Regions from separate parts of the Homo sapiens genome. Here region 2 is linked to region 1. A link is a loop called in an ENCODE intact Hi-C map of the cell type or tissue named here. Cell type or tissue: endothelial cell of umbilical vein. All regions are shown on one strand.

What was found. A loop is a pair of places that touch in the nucleus more often than their neighbours do. Peaks named below come from ENCODE experiments on the same cell type or tissue, not always from the same donor. Only the 100,000 strongest peaks of a DNase experiment are listed, where the experiment ranks them.
Region 2: a loop joins it to region 1, with 27 times the contacts of the local background. A loop is called at or near these places in 3 of 110 quality-filtered maps.

What each region holds. Positions count from the first base shown.
Region 1 is chr2:240,229,806-240,237,805 of GRCh38, forward strand. No RefSeq gene overlaps it. Among named protein-coding and RNA genes, the nearest start is that of OTOS, 93 kb to the left of the region's middle. RefSeq lists silencers at 3,349-3,558, 3,909-3,958 and enhancers at 3,901-4,442, 5,689-6,189, 6,318-6,922. In endothelial cell of umbilical vein, a CTCF peak has its summit at 3,260 (motif pointing right); a DNase peak (open chromatin) is centred at 3,306.
Region 2 is chr2:240,836,234-240,844,233 of GRCh38, forward strand. No RefSeq gene overlaps it. Among named protein-coding and RNA genes, the nearest start is that of KIF1A, 20 kb to the left of the region's middle. RefSeq lists an enhancer at 2,960-3,460. In endothelial cell of umbilical vein, a CTCF peak has its summit at 4,460 (motif pointing left); a DNase peak (open chromatin) is centred at 4,408; H3K27me3 peaks cover 298 bases.

The sequences.
Region 1 (8,000 bases):
CACCTAGACACATGATTGTGAAACTGCATGTGTCATACTCTGTAAATCATCTGCTCAGCTCCCACGCTAACCCTCTTTTAGCTTTTCCTCTCTATCTTTCCATCTCTATCTGAAATGCATGCTTCCTCAACTCCTTAGCAGTGAGGGTGCAGGCATGGGACATTGATTCTCCAGAATATTGCACCTGCCCATTTCTTGGATGCCAACGTGGGAAGTATCGGTGGCAGCTGCAGGTGGAGAGGCTGGGCCCTGTGACAACCTGACAGTAGAGGTGTGGCTTGTCACCAGTCTCAAAGGTACCAGTGCTAATGGCAAGGATGACAACAGGATGCCACTGCAATGGTTGGGTCGGATATTTTTTCAGACAAACATTTGGAATGATAAAGAATGGACTGTTCCCAGGGGACTTGAGGGGAAAATTGGCAAGGGTGTTGAAGACGATGGGGAAAGAGGCTGGGCTGCAAGAAAGCCATGGTGGAAGGGAACAGTCAGAAGACGCAGCCAGAGAACAGCGAGGCTGGGGGTCCCAGCAGAGGGGAGAGGTGCCTCAGCGATGGTCCAGGGAGGGAGAGCAGAAATGACAGAACAGTGAGTGTTGCTGGAGCGGAGGGGTCCGGCTGGTGTGCTGAGAGTTCCCAGGGAGAGCACCACCCTCTTTCAGAATGACAGGAGGAGTCAGATACAGAGGAAGACTAGGAGGGTCAGGATGTCTCTCAGGGTCTCAGGAGGGAAAGTGACACACAGATTGGAGGGGGAAGTGTGTCTTAGCAGATGGCCCTAGCTGCAAGGAAACAGCTGGCTTCATTCAACTGTGAAGAAGTGAAGAAGGGAAGGGGCCTGGGGGCAGGGAAGGTCTTCCCCATTCTGAATTCTGTGGAGTGAAAAACGGGCTTCGGTATAGCAGGAGCAGGGGATGAACTGCAGGGAAGGCAGTGTGTTTTCCACCGAAACTGCATCCCTGGGACATCCAGGGCTGCATGGAAGGAAGCCAAGCAGTAGGCCCAGCTCTGCTGGGGGTCCAGGGACTGGCTAAGGGGTCAGCAGATCTTCCACCAGGGGGAAGGGCAGGGGTGTCCACCAAAGGAACTGGCCCCAACTGGGTTGGCTGGACCTCCACGGAAACCTCCCTGGCTCTGACGCTAGAAAAGCTTTTAGTAAAAATAGACACCTACTACTTACTGGAAGAATAAAAGTCACGGTGCAGAGAGACTATGTTTTAATATGATGAATATCCCTTAACATAACACCCCACATTATACCTAACAGTGAACTCCAGGGAAATGGCCCTTAAAAATCAGAAATTAAAAACAGGTGTTTGCCAACTGCATTAAGATTGAACAGGCTGGGCCGGGCGCGGTGGCTCACACCTGTTATCCCAGCACTTTGGGAGGCCAAGGTGGGCGGATCACAAGGTCAGGAGATCGAGACCATCCTGGCCAACATGATGAAACCTCGTCTCTACTAAAAATATAAAAAATTAGCCGGGCTTGGTGGCAGGTGCCTGTAGTCCCAGCTACTCAGGAGGCTGAGGCAGGAGGATGGCATGAACCCAGGAGGCGGAGCTTGCAGTGAGCCGAGATCGTGCCATTGCACTCCAGCCTGGGCGACAAAGCGAGACTCTATCTCAAAAAACAACAACAACAACAAAAAGATTTAACAGGCCGGAGGATGTCGATGCCATGAGTCATGAACCCATCCTGCCTCTCACCCTGGCAACTGGCAACGGGACCTCCAAAAGCAGGAGGTAATGGCTTTGGCACCCAGAAACGCACAAGACAGAGAGCTATGGTTTCCCCAGTGTCTGGTCCTTGGAGGCTCCATGTGACCTAATTACACGCTGCCTTCCAAGCCTGATTGAGAGCAGAGGTGGTCAGGATGCTCAAAGCCCCTCCCAGACATTCTGTCCAGCCAGCAGCAGACCCACCAGTCCCCGCTCACCTATGCAGATGAGTGGCACTGTGCCACTTGCTCAGATGGAGCAGTCAGTAAGTAGCCAAGGGCATCTGGGTTGCAGACCTCAGTTTGAAAAAAAAAGGGAAGCAGGCGTTCGTCCAACATCACCCAGTACTGAAGACGCACCTTCCCTGTGCCAGGCATGGCCCTGGAGCTGAGCACGTCACTGACCAAAACAGACCAACAGTACCACCCTGGAGGGACTCATCTGTCTCCCAGGGAGTCGGCTTTGTTGGGGCCAGGAACCAGCCACCTTTGGGACCCTCCAGTGGCCAAGCCTGGAACCCTCTCTCAGGTGCCACCTGCCTGGGGACTGCGCAACAGTGCTGAGTGAAGGTGAAGCTTGGGAAGCCTCTCCCACAGGTGAGGCTATGTTGTTCTGCAAATCTACAAAGACAGATGACCAGGAGGGACCGCGGCAGGCAGCGCCTTCAGGCTGGGCGCAGACCCTTGAGTGTGAGCAGCAAGGAATCGACGGGAACAGACTGGGAGAAGGGCCCTGCACGCCCGCAGCTCTGCCCTGCACCTTCTGTTCAGAGATCACTTCTCATCAGGAGGCTGCGAAGGGAACTGGTGCTCCAGCTAAGGGTGGTCCCACAGGGTGACCTTGTCTGTCCTGAAACGGAAGCTGTTGTACTAGACTGGGTGCCACAGAATTTAACGTATACCCAATGGCCATACCCAGGCCTGCAGGTTTATGTCCCCGTGACTTTCAATATGCCCAGCTTGTCCTAGCTGCTTCACTAGGAAGTCCTGAGCCTCCGACAGGACACTTTCTGGGAGAATCACAGAGGCGTGTCTCTAGCGAGCGGCTTCCACTCTTTCTTCCAGACAGCCCGATTTCCCCACATGCACCTGGGCCTTGAGAACAGTCCCTGGAGGAGCATCCGACACTAGCAGGCCCAGGAGAACCACATCAGTCCCTCTCTTTGGGCAGCAGCCCTCCCCCTGCTGGGCTGGACTTCGCCCTCGTGGCACAGCGGGCAATTCTGAGCCAAAGCCAAAATGCCAGCTCCCAGCCTCCTAGGAAGGACGGGTCTGTGCGGAAGGCTCTGCGGCCGGCTCTGCCCCCAGGGCTCCCAGCAGCGGGCTCCCGAGGCCTGGCTTCTCCCGGAGGAGACCCCAGCTTCTCCAGCGTTCTTACATTTCTGTATTTCAGACCCAAATAGACCTTGTTCCAGGTTCTCAATGTCCTCCCCAGGGTGGGGCTGGTGGAGGCCTCCAGGTCCTGGGGTGTGTGTGGGCTGCTGGAGGGCAGGCCCGAGACCCAAAGGCGCGTCTCCCTCACCCGCCTCGCCGACACCAGGGGGCGCTGGAGCTCAGCAAAGGGCCCGGAGGCCGCTCTGAAACTCAGGCCTTAAAATACAGGCAGGATCAGCCTTTGGAGCCCTCCCTGCCGGCCGGGCCTGCCCGGCGCCCAGTCAGCGTGCTGCCGGGCCTGTGCCCCTGACGGACCTGGCACAAGGGGGCACCCAGGGGTCTGCAGCCGGATGATGCGAGCTCAGGCCTCCCCCACCTGGGGTGAGACGCCCCCATCCCATCAGCGCACCCCTGCAGCAGGGAAGCATAAGCCTGGCTGCGGCCCCGCCCACAGCACCTCTCTGGTCCAGCCCCGCCCACAGCACCTCCACCTCCAGCCCCGCCCACAGCACCTCCCCTCTCCAGCCCCACCCACGGCGCCTCCCTTCTCCGGCCCCGCCCACAGCACCTCCCCCACTTCAACCCCACCCACAGCACCTCCCTCCTCCCCGGCTGCAGCTCTCCCCTCAAGCCCCGCCCACAGCCCCACAGCACCTCCCCACAGCCCTGCCCACAACACCTCCCCCTCCAGCCCCACCCACAGCACCTCCACCTCAGACCCCGCCCACAGCACCTCCCGCCTCCAGCCCTGCCCATAATACCCCCCTCCTCTGACCCCGCCCACAGTGTCTCCCCCCTCTGGCCCACCCACAGTGCCTCCCCCTCCAGCTCCTCCCACAGCACTCCCTCCTCCGACCCTGCCCACAGCATCTACCCCTCCAACCCCGCCCACAGCACCTCCCTCCTCCGGCCCTGCCCACAGTGCCTCGCCCCTCCCGCCCCATCCACAGTGCCTCTTTCCTCTGGCCCCGCCCACAGCACCCTGATCCTCCAGCCCCACCCACAGTCCCCCCCTCCAACTCCGTGGCTGCAGCCCCGCCCTCAGCACCTCCCTCCTCGGGGGGTGCCGCAGGACCTGGGACGCACCTGATGTTTCTGGGGGGGAAGGGGCACCCTTCTGCAGTTTGCATTGGTCACCTTAACAGCGGGGCACTGTGGTCACAGATCAAGTCCTAAAGGAAAGTAAACCTCTGTTCAGTGGCCAGGGAGGAAACAGGTTGTGAGAAATAACGGAACATTCTTCAGACAGGACAACAATTCGGAGTCTTACACCATCCCAGGTTTTTTGACACGAGGGCTGTCCCCGCGTTGCTCTCCCTGGGCCTGTGGCACCCACTTGCTGGCTAAGGTTAGGACCCACCCTGGGGCGCCTGCCCAGCGGTGACTGTGTCCACAGCACTCTGGGTGGCACCTGCCCAGCTACTTCTGGTTGTGCCCTGGTCACACAGGCATGGTTGGGGCAGAGTGTGGCAGGTGCTGCCTGCACCAGAGCTCCCCATGTGCCAGGCTTGGTGCCCACGTGTGCTGGTGATGCTCTCACCTGGTCCTCAGTGCAGTGGAATGCGGGACACACTGTCACAGCCTCAATTTACAGCTGGGGAAGCTGAACCCCAGAGGAGTTTGGTGACCTATCCAAAGTCACACCGTCTGGAAGTGGCTGAGCCATCATCTACCAATGCCTGTGAGCTTGAGCTCACGTCTCCAAGAGGGTGCAAGCCTGGGTAAGCAGGGACTTGCTCAGCCTCCAAGGAAAACCCACACCTGCAGCAAATGGCTCCAGGTTCAGGCTGGCCCCCGACTCTGTGAAACCACAATGACCAGCCCTGGGATGTTAAGCTCTGGATCGGAAGAGGAGAGGTCAAGAGAGCAAAATCCTGCAAGCCATGAGCCGTGGGAAATGAGTGAGGTGCTGGTTATTACGGAATGTGCCCAGCCTGACGTGATCACACACAGACACAGGCCTCTGGGGGTGGTGCTCCCAGCTGACCTCTGCAGGATCTCTGCACCCTGAATGGCAGGTCCACGTATCATTGCTCTTGCATGTCCCTCACTACCCCAGGAAATGGCCACCAAATCCCCCAAATCACCCTGGACACCAACACTGAACACAGAATGCTTTTGGATTCCCTAAGGTACAAAGGAAATCTTGGTAACTTCTTTCCCCAGGTTGCCTTAGCTTTCAGGGTTTCCGTGAGCTGTGAGCTCACCTGTGCGTCCTGGCCAGCTGCAGAGCACTGCAAGACCTAAAAGGAGGGAGAAGAATGGGCTTGTGGGGCATGGCTGGGCTGCGGCTCTATATGCAGCAGTGAGGAGATTTCATCATGGCCTTGGGCTGCAGACCCCGGCTTCCTGGCATTTCTCATGCACCCTCCTGAGCCCCAGGTGCTGGGTTACATGTCAGTGTGGAGACTACACCCCGTGACCCAGGCACATGCCCTCGAAGGCTGGTTCTTGAGGGCCAGCTTTGGGAGGACAGGTGAGGGCTCAGGGGTGACAGAACACCTACCTGGGGTTCAACAGGCCACCCCCAGTCCTGGAGCCCCTGCTGCTGTCACCCCACCGGCCCAGGCCAAGGACTGCACTTCTCCTTGCAGTGGACCCCTATGAGCGTGCTGTGACCCCCTCACAAGGTCACCGTACCTGTCTGGCCCCAGCTGCAACCTGCCTGGGAGCAGGTCTAAAAACAGGCCCTGCTGCTGGGTGACTGGGCAACTGATCCGGGTTGGGGCGAGGGTGTGGCCGCCACCCGAGGCCGCCCTGTGTCTGGGCAGGTCTCAACTCTTCCTCTGATTCTCCCTCTGTCCCCGAGGAGCTCTCGGTCCCCGAGCCCGGTCAATACCTGAGCCAGGCATTCTTAACCTCCTGTGCACCGAGGCCCCATGGCAGGTAGTGAAAGTTAGGGACCCCTCATCAGAATAATGTTTTTAGGTGCATAAAATAAAATGCATAGAATCGCAAAGGAAACGCATTGCATTGAAATTGTTAGCACAGGTGAGAGCTGAGTTTTCCGCAGAGTGAGGTGCAGGCTCTTCTATCAACGCGTCACCTGGGGTGTACTCAGCAGTTTGAGCAGTGCTGGGCACCTCGCTGCCTGGGGATCCTGGCCACAGCTGCAGTGATGGGAAGACACTATGGCTTCTTCTGGAACCGAGTCACCTTCTTCCATGCTCACAATGGAAGGAGTACCATGTCAGCTTAGCTGAGCAATGGGACAGTTTCTCCCCATGCATGCTCAGGGGAGTGGCCACCCGGAACCTTCTCCCTCCAGCTCCCCTCCCTCATCCTTTGGGTGCACTGTGACCCTGAATCAGCTCTGTGGGGTGACTCCCAGCCCAGAACCCTCAGGCCCAGAACCCCCACCACCACGGGTGGTACACAACCAAGCTCCTTGGCCCCCCAAGAAGGTCTATGGGAATTGCCTGTTCCAGGTCTGCCTTCCAGGCTGGCCCTCACTGGCCTGGGACACCCATCGTCCTCCTGTTTGCACCTCTGCTCCTCCTGGGTAGACCGCATCCCTCCTCAGCCAGCATGTCTCTCCTGCCTCCTCCCCCAGTGACCTCCCCACCAGCAGCCATCCCCTCACCCCATCTCCCTAGGGACACCTCTCTCTAGCCATCCATCCCATTCGAGGCCTCATCCCCGCTCCCATCAGGGCCTCCTCCATCCCAGATCCCTGGGGACAGCAGGAGCCAGGACCTAGCGAAGGTTGTGTTGACCCTAGCGTTGGAAGAAGGCCTGCTTGGAGGGGGCTGGGTTAAGAAACAGGAGCTCCAAGTGGGCCTGGCTGTCCTTGGCCTGAAGGACTGCTGACAGGAAGCAGCTGGTTTCCAGTGACAGGCGGGCCGGGGGTGGTGGCACCTGTCATCATTTCTGCCCTGCCTGCTGAGCAGAGCTCAAGTGTCTGTGCCTGGGAGGGGCTGGGCCGGAATGAGCACTGCTCAAACCTGCAGCAGGGGGCCAAGGGGCTGCCCAGCCTCAGCCTGAAACTCCCAGAAAGCACTGAGCACAGAGGGTCCCTCCTGCCCCTCCCCTGCACCCCTGTGCCTCTGACAGTTCCCAGGCTCACTCCATCCAAAGGCCCCAGCCCCTGTGGAAAGACCCCTGGAAGCCCTCATGGACACCTGGTCGCAGAGACTGGTGCCCTCCCAGGCCTACTTGTCAGTCAGTCTCGGGCCCAGCTCCTGTCATCTCTGTCCCCTGCAGGACTCAGACCGCTGTGTGTATACATGTGGGGTGGGGTGGGGATTGGGGAAGGCTGGGGGGAGGGGGATTGGGCTGGATGTCCTTCCCTGTTTCCCATCAGAGAAGAGAATATTTTCTTATTTTCCCCTTCTGCTATTCCTTGTTTTAAGATAACTTTTTTTTTTGGAATTATTATTTTGTTCTTAGTGAGACTATATCTCACTAAAATTATGTACTCAAAATACTGTTTATTTTTTAAGTCACAGTCACATGAAGATTTCTTGGCACCAATTTGGTAAACAGTTAGGTTTACTTGTTCCTGCCAGTTTCCAATTTGTAGGGATTCCTTTCTTGTTCTTTAGGATTTGTTGTTGTTTTTTAGCAAAGCATCTACATGGTTCCAGAGGAGACATGAGCCATGTGAAGCTCAAGGTCAGCCCCAGAATTGGCCCCCCTTCCCCTCCCCCACCACCTTCTTTCCCCACCCCCACTGGAGGCCGTGTTTATTAGGTCGGGGTTTACCTGTTCACTGGTTATTTTATATGAGAAGCCCATGCATACCCATCTCCAAGCCGTTCTAGAAGCCTCTCTGACATGTCCTGCCTCTTACTGCATTTACACGACACTGCCTTTCACATCGCACGCACGGCTCCTTCTCACGACTTCCTGTTCCTACAACGCACTCCTTATGGGACTGACCAGGATTTAATCAAACAGTTGCCCTG
Region 2 (8,000 bases), 610 kb after region 1:
TGAAACCAGGAGGCAGAGCTTGCAGTGTGCCAAGATCGTGCCACTGCACTCCAGCCTGGGCGACAGAGCGAGACTCCGTCTCCAAAAAAAAAAAAAAAGAAAGAAAGAAAGAGATGTCAAGTGGAGAGAGGCTGAGACCCTCAGAGCTCCAGTGGGTGGGAAGAGGCCAGGATGTGAAGTCACGAGAGCCGGGAGGCCCCAGATGCTCAGGACCCCCAGGAGTCCTGGGTTCTATGAGCCTCGCCCTCCTCAGCCCCTGCCTTGGGGATTTGGACTCTGCGGGGCTGGGAGGAGGCCTAGGAGTCCGTCATTGCAGGATCACACCCCCATCCCTGCACAATCCCTAATCTCACATCAGAATCACTCAGAGGTAGGACCAGGGTCATGATCCCATTTCAGGAAGGAGTGAAAGAGGGGCTTTGCTGGGCCCCGGACTCAGAAACCAGAGCCCTGGGTGGGTGGGGCCCAGGCTGGGCAGCCCCCAGCCAACCAAGGGTAGGGACTGGTAGGGCCCCAAGTGAATGGGTCCCCGGGCTCTAGCCCGGGAGGCCCACCGGGGATCTGCACAGCGTGGGCAGCTCTGCCGGGATCTGCTTGTGGCGCACTGGACGGCCGGGTGCTGACTCAGTGTCTGGCCAGCAGCAACTGGGCTGGGGCCAGATCCCATCGCAGCGCAGCCGTGTCGGCAGGCAGCTGCTCCCGGACCAGGACCAGCTGCTCCTGGGGACCAGGACCAGAACGAAGTGTTAGCTGTTGACACGTCAGTCCAAGTCCCCTACCCCTCTGCTTTTGCTGCTCCCAGTCCCTCCAGTTTTCCCTCATCTGTTCATCCACAAAGACCCTGGAAGCCCTGAGCTTCCTCTGTGTCTGGAGCTGCAGCATGGCAGTGGGAAGGGCTGCCCCTCTGCAGGGCCGCTGTGCTGTGTGCTAGGTGGGGCTAATAGCTGGGGTCACCCCTGCTGCTCACCCTTAGCTGAGGAGGAGAGGAAGCAAATTGGGTGCTCCCCAGTGACTTGGGTCTGGATTCTGCTGTCAGCCTACACACAGAGCAGGAGGCTGGGGACTAGAGGTTCTCTGGGGACAGCATGTAGAGGACTTGACCACAGTGCTAGATGCTGGCAGGGACGGAACCGAGTAAGACACCATCCTCCCCAGGGCAACCTGCCATCTTTCTGATGACAGACACTTACACAAGTACAGGGAAGACAGGGACCTCACGCCATGGAGGAGCCCAGGGTGTGCGAGGTGGACTTCTCCCCTGTGCAGACCTACTCCTACCTCCTCAGCCTGTCCCTGCCCCTGTGTCCTGGGAGGGTGGCCTCTCCAGATTCTATTCTGGCTTCAGCCAGTAGGAGAGACTGCCAGGGCTGGAGAGCAGGAGGAGAGGGTAAGGAGGGAGGGGGCTGATACTCCTGGCCCCACCTTTTCAGATCACTCCAGACAGCCTGCCCTCTTGCTGAGGGCTTTAGTTTCTGAATGGCACTGTCCAGTTCCACCACTGGCTCCCTCCTCGTGCCCTCCAGCACTGGCAAAGACCCCAATGCCACCCACACCTCCCTTGGTGGGTCCCCAGCCCTGTCCACACCTGTGTAAGCAGCCTGTCACCAAGCTCTCTGCAGCTGTGCCCCTGGAGCATAGCAAGAGGTTTCCTGCCGGAACCCTCACTGGTACATGCGGGTCTTTCTCAAAAGCCCACGAGCATTGACATAACCAGGCAGAGAGCCCCTCAAAATACCAGTAAACAATTCAAAGAAGAAATTGTACAAGTTATTGTTCTCTGAGCCTAAGCGATAAAACAAAAAGTAAATAAGAAAAGTATGGTCAAGAAAAAAATGTCTAATGCCTTGGAAGTTAAAAAACTTACTAGGTTAAATGAAGAAATATAACTGAAGTTGCAATCTTTCTAGAAATGAATGAAAATGAGAATGCTCTTTATCAAAACCAAGGGGATGCAGCCGCTGTGCTGTGAGAGGGAAGTTCAAGCTTAAAGGCATTGATACGAATTCAGGAAAGGTTGGAAATGATTGGCCTCTATGTTCAACCTCAGAATCTAGACAATGAACATCAACAACACGATTCAACAGGGCAGGATAAAGGGATTAAGGCAAAACCCCAAGTCATGAAATAGAAAATAAACACAAATTAGACTTAGGAAAAAAAAGGATTGGTTCTTTGAAAATGACAAGAGGATATAACTATAGAAACAAAATATTTAAAATTAAATACATATACAAAAAGTGAAAATCTAAGTAACATCGATACAGCTGGGTGCAGTGGCTCACACCTGTAATCCTAGCACTTTGGGAGGCCGAGGAGGATGGATCACCTGAGGTGAAGAGTTCAAGACCAGCCTGGCCAACCTGGCCAAACCCCATCTCTACTAAAAATATAAAAATTAGCCAGGCGTGGTGGCACATGCCTGTAATCCCAGCTGCTCGGGAGGCTGAGGCAGAGAATCGCTTGAACTTGGGAGGCGGAGGTTGCAGTGAGCTGAGATTGTGCCATTGCACTCCAGCCTGGGCAACAGAGCAAGATTCTGACAAAAAAAAAAAAAGGTGCATAATGAGAAGAAAATTGAAGCAAGTCAAAGAGAAATTACTAGAGGAGTCTTACCTATGCTATGGCAAATCAACCTAACAACTTTAAGGCCATAATAATTAAAACAACTCAATATTGGCAAGGGAACCAACAAAAAGATAAATGATAGAGGTAGCACATGCTAAGGGCGGGATTTCAAACTAGTAGGGGAAAGGCTCAACCTTCTCAGCTGCACTTGGGTGAAGGATCTCTGGAGAGGGAAAGTCAGGAACCCTCCCTGCTCCATGCACAAGCCCAGTGGACTAAAACCTAACCTAAGAACAGAAACTCCGGAGCAAGTGGGTGAGTGGGTAAATCAGCGAGAACCAGCTCTTTCCCAATGCCTCACCCACATGGAGGCCCATGGCCAGGGTTGGCTTTGTCTGATGGATGCGGGACACCCTCGGCCAGCAGGGGCCCAGGCGCGGCTGGAGACTGGAGGCCAGCTGAGCAGAAAAGCCAGGCCCTGCAGCGAAGCCTGATCAGAGGCAGCTCCCCCTCCCCGAGCCTGCGTGCTGCAGATGGGTGCTGGCTGGTGACACCATCCCTGACCGTGCAGGGCAGCCATCGGCGGGGATAGCCCATGTGTGCATACGGTTGGATGACTCAGAGTCAGTCCCAAGCCGGAGGCCTCTCACCCACAGCTGAAGTTTGATGTTGGATCTGTGCCTCACCGCAGTGTGGCCTGGAGTTCCAGGATGCTAACATTCACGAGCCTATGCAGTGCCCCCATGGCACTTTCAGAGGAAGGCACTGAGGGTTGAGCTGGACACATCTCCTGATCCCAGGGCCCCTGCCTCCTCGTCTCCATCAGGGGTTCTCAGAGGCGGCTGGGCACCTGGTGCACCCGGGCTGGCCACCGTGTTGTTAAATGCACCCCAGAGTTCCTGGGGCTCAGCCTGAGTCGGAGCCGCTGGTCAGAATTACCTCCAGTGCCCCGCACTGTGAGGGGGAGTGTGGCTTCTGGGAAAAAAGAGGCGCCATCTGCATAGAGCAGCCCTCTCTCCCTCTCCCCTCGTCCCCTTCTGTGGTCCCAGCTCCTGTGCAGGTCACCAGAGAGTGACTTTCCCTGAAGCCCACACTGGCGGCTCCTACCCTGGTAAGGAGGGGGCACACCTGGGTCCGGTTCCCAGGTAGTGTCTACTCAATGCTAGCTGTGTGGCTCCGGGCAGGGCTCCCTCTCTCCAGCCTCAGTTTCCCCATCTGTAAACTGGAGAGTCTTTTAGAGGCCACAACCTCGGATGACCCTTCTGCCACTCAGGCTCCATCAAAGGGTCTGCAGTTCTGCTTCCATCCAAGGGAGCACAGCACGCAAGGGACTTAACTCAGACTCAAGGTCAGAAGATGACCTGCAGAAACAGAACCAGCAGCAGGAGCAGCTGAGATGGAAGCTTTCCTTAGATCTTGGCAGAAGAGAAGTTGACCTTGGAGGAAGGAGTTTGGGGATCAATTCCCTTTTCCTCTGTTATTCAAGAGGACGTGTGGGGAGCTAAGAGGCCAGTCCAGATGCCGCCAATGCCGCTGTGTGCAAAGCTGTCTCTGAGAGCAAACGTGGGGCTTGGTGGCCGTGAGCTGGCCACACTGAGCATCTCTTCCAGGCAAATTCTGTCTCCCCCAGCCCCAGGTGCAATCACTGGGCCATGACTGGAGAAATTGAGTGGGGAGGTGTGGAGAAGGCATCCTGGCAACAGCAGGGGCAGTCGTGACCCATGGAGGACACCCTGTGTGGACCCGTAAGGGGGAGCTGCAGACACCATGGACAGCGAGTTCCCTGGGCTGGTCAGCAGGGGACAAGGATCCCAGCAATCCATGGCCTGAGCTCACAGGCCTGGAGGGCTCCAAACAGCCTCCCCAGTGCCACCTGCTGGGAAAAAGAATTAGAACCAGGGATGCATCTAAAACTGACAGGAAAGGTTAGACAGGAGCTCCCAACAGGGCGAGTGTGCCTCGGGATCCACAGCCCAGGCCCCCTCCCCATGGGGGAGGCTGTCCCCACCCAGGCCCAGGTGCCCACAGAAGTGTGGCCTTCCCGGGAGGATCCAGCTGTCGCTGGGTGGCCAACACGCCTCTTCTCAGGGTGCCTGGACACATGCTCCTGAGGCATGCCCCCCTGGGCTGAGCACAGGGAGCCCCACCTCAAAGCTGAAGCCCCATCAGTGCAGCCACATAGGTGCCTGGGTCCAGCTGGCCTCATCTCCTCCAGGCCAGCCTCCCCAGCTGCTCTTCTCCGTTTACAGGAGGGACCCTTGGATAGGTCACTCCCTGTTCCATGCCTCTGTTTCCTCATCTGTAAACGGGAAATAACACAGAATTTCCTCAAGGGGCTGCAAGGACTGGCTGAGTTCTGTAAAATGTGGAGGACAGGGCACACCGATGGCTCATTCCCATGACTCCTGGGCTTCTAGGATGGACAGGAATCCAGCTTCCCAGCTGGGCTTCTGGTTTCGGCCCTTCCCTGATGGATCTGGCATGGGAGGGCCCACTTCCTTCCAGGATCTGCCTGTGGCCTGTGCTCCTGGTCGGGCCAGCAAGAATGAACTTATTCTCAGGGTCCCCCCATCTCCCAGCCTCCTTGCAGCCTCCTGGGCCACATCTGCAGTCTCAGGGACTCGAAGCCCTGCGGGGAGAGGTCAGCGGGAGGCCTGTGACCTCAGAACACCTCTCCACCCACAGGCACCAGATCTGGGGGCAGCCCAGGAGGGGCTAGGACATTCCTAGGGCCCTGAGGGATGTGGGCTGGGAGCTGGCCCTCAGGGCTACCAGGTGAAGGTCTGGGCTGGGCTTTGGGGAAAGGAATCCGGGGGTCTGTTCTGAGGAAGGGAGGTCTTTTGCCTGGGGTGACCCTTCATAGAGCACTCTCTCCTGTCCCACCAGGAATTAGGTGAGGCCTTAGGCTTCAAGCCTACTGGGGTTGTAAGGGAGAATGAAAATCTTTCCTTTCACCCTCTGAAGTTTCCCTGAAAAAATGAACCGACAGAAAGCAGATTAACAGGAGAAAAGGCATACAAATTTATTAATGTACACAGGAGTCAGGGAAATAGAACTCAAAGAGGCTGGGCACGGTGGCTCATGCCTGTAATCCTAGCACTTTGGGAGGCTGAGGTGGGTGGATGGCTTAAGCTCAGGAGTTTGAGACCAGCCTGGGTGAAACCCCATCTCTACCAAAAAAAAAAAAAAAAAATTAGCTGGGCTTGGTGGCACGTGCCTGTGGTCCCAGCTACTTGGGAGGCTGAAGTGGGAGGATCACTTGAGCCTGGGGGTTGGCGGCTACAGTGAGCTTAGATGGCGCCACTACACTCCAGCCTGGGTGATAGAGCAAGACCCCCTCTCAAAAAAAAAAAAAAGAACTCAAAGAAAGGCAGGATAGTTGCTGTTTTTATACCACCTTGAGATTTGTAAACCAAGAATAAAGTCCTAAGCCCTTTCAACCAACTGACTAGACCCCGTTATATATATAAAGTTTGGTGCCGCAAAAGGAATAGCACTCGAATATAAAATTTTATTTTTAATTCTCAGCAAGGTAAGTTACTGCTATAGAAGGATGTACCCTTAGAGATGGAGCAATGGTGAGCGCACACCTGGACAAGGGAGGGGAAGCGGGTCTTAACCCTGAAGGATGTGGCCCCTGCTGCTGTGTGGTTCCGCTACTGGCTAGGGTTAGACCGCACAGGCTAAACTAATTCTGACCGGCTAATTTAAAAGGAGTGATGGGGTGAGTGCTTTGGCGGGAAAAATGGTTATGACAGAGCAGGTAATCAGAATGAGTCGGGGGGAGCAGGTGATCGGAATGAGTCAGGGTGGAATAGGTAATCAGAATGAGTCGGGGGGAGCAGGTGATCGGAATGAGTCTGGGTGAAGTAGGTAATCAGAATGAGTCGGGGGAGCAGGTGATCGGAATGAGTCAGGGGGAGCAGGTAATCAGAATGAGTCGGGGGAGCAGGTGATCGGAATGAGTCTGGGTGAAGTAGGTAATCAGAATGAGTCGGGGGAGCAGGTGATCGGAATGAGTCAGGGTGGAGTAGGTAATCAGAATGAGTCGGGGGGAGCAGGTGATCGGAATGAGTCTGGGTGAAGTAGGTAATCAGAATGAGTCGGGGGAGCAGGTAATCAGAATGAGTCAGGGTGGAGTAGGTAATCAGAATGAGTCGGGGGGAGCAGGTGATCGGAATGAGTCTGGGTGAAGTAGGTAATCAGAATGAGTCGGGGGAGCAGGTGATTGGAATGAGTCAGGGGGAGCAGGTGATCGGAATGAGTCAGGGGGAGCAGGTGATCGGAATGAGTCTGGGTGAAGTAGGTAATCAGAATGAGTCGGGGGAGCAGGTGATTGGAATGAGTCAGGGGGAGCAGGTGATCGGAATGAGTCAGGGGGAGCAGGTAATCAGAATGAGTCGGGGGAGCAGGTGATCGGAATGAGTCTGGGTGAAGTAGGTAATCAGAATGAGTCGGGGGAGCAGGTGATCGGAATGAGTCAGGGTGGAGTAGGTAATCAGAATGAGTCGGGGGGAGCAGGTGATCGGAATGAGTCTGGGTGAAGTAGGTAATCAGAATGAGTCGGGGGAGCAGGTGATTGGAATGAGTCAGGGGGAGCAGGTGATCGGAATGAGTCGGGGGGAGCAGGTGATCGGAATGAGTCTGGGTGAAGTAGGTAATCAGAATGAGTCGGGGGAGCAGGTGATGGGAATGAGTCAGGGGGAGCAGGTGATCGGAATGAGTCTGGGTGAAGTAGGTAATTGAAAATGTTGCTTTATGAGGAAGTTAAGTTTAACAGTAGAAGGCAAAGAATTGAACATACTGACATATTGATTCTTTGACTAGAAATTTAGAACTTATATCTAACAACCCCCTCTTGACCAAGGAGACTCCACTGAAACCTGAAAAGCTGAATTCCCAGCCATGACAGGAAGTGGGGTCAGACATACCTCCTTATTCTCCCTCCGTTTTGGGATTTAGGCACAGCTGAGCAGCACTAACCTTAAAGTAGAGATCATGAGAGTGATAGAGCAGACTCCTTGTGGCAATAAGACACCAAATTCCAGCTTGACTCTGGTGTAACCTCACACGACAGATGGCAGACCCTGAAGGAAATAAAAGTATTTTACTCCAAACTATATTTCTTTGACATATTTTGAGATGGCCCTGCAAAGCCATCTTTTGTGGGGGAAATTTGCATCTGTAGAGAATCTCCATTAATGCAGCCAGGCCTTCCTTTCTAGTCCTTTCCCGGATCTAAGGGAGATTAAATGAGGGTCTGACACTTTCAAAGTCTGAAAACAGACATTCACCTTCTATTCTCTCTGAAGACTGCGACCTGGGAGGCTTCAACTGCATAACAAGAACCGTGCTCTCCACAACCCCCTTATCTTAACCCAAGCCTTTCTTTCTACTGACTTCAAGTCTTTAAACAAAGTCTAGCTCTTTCAACC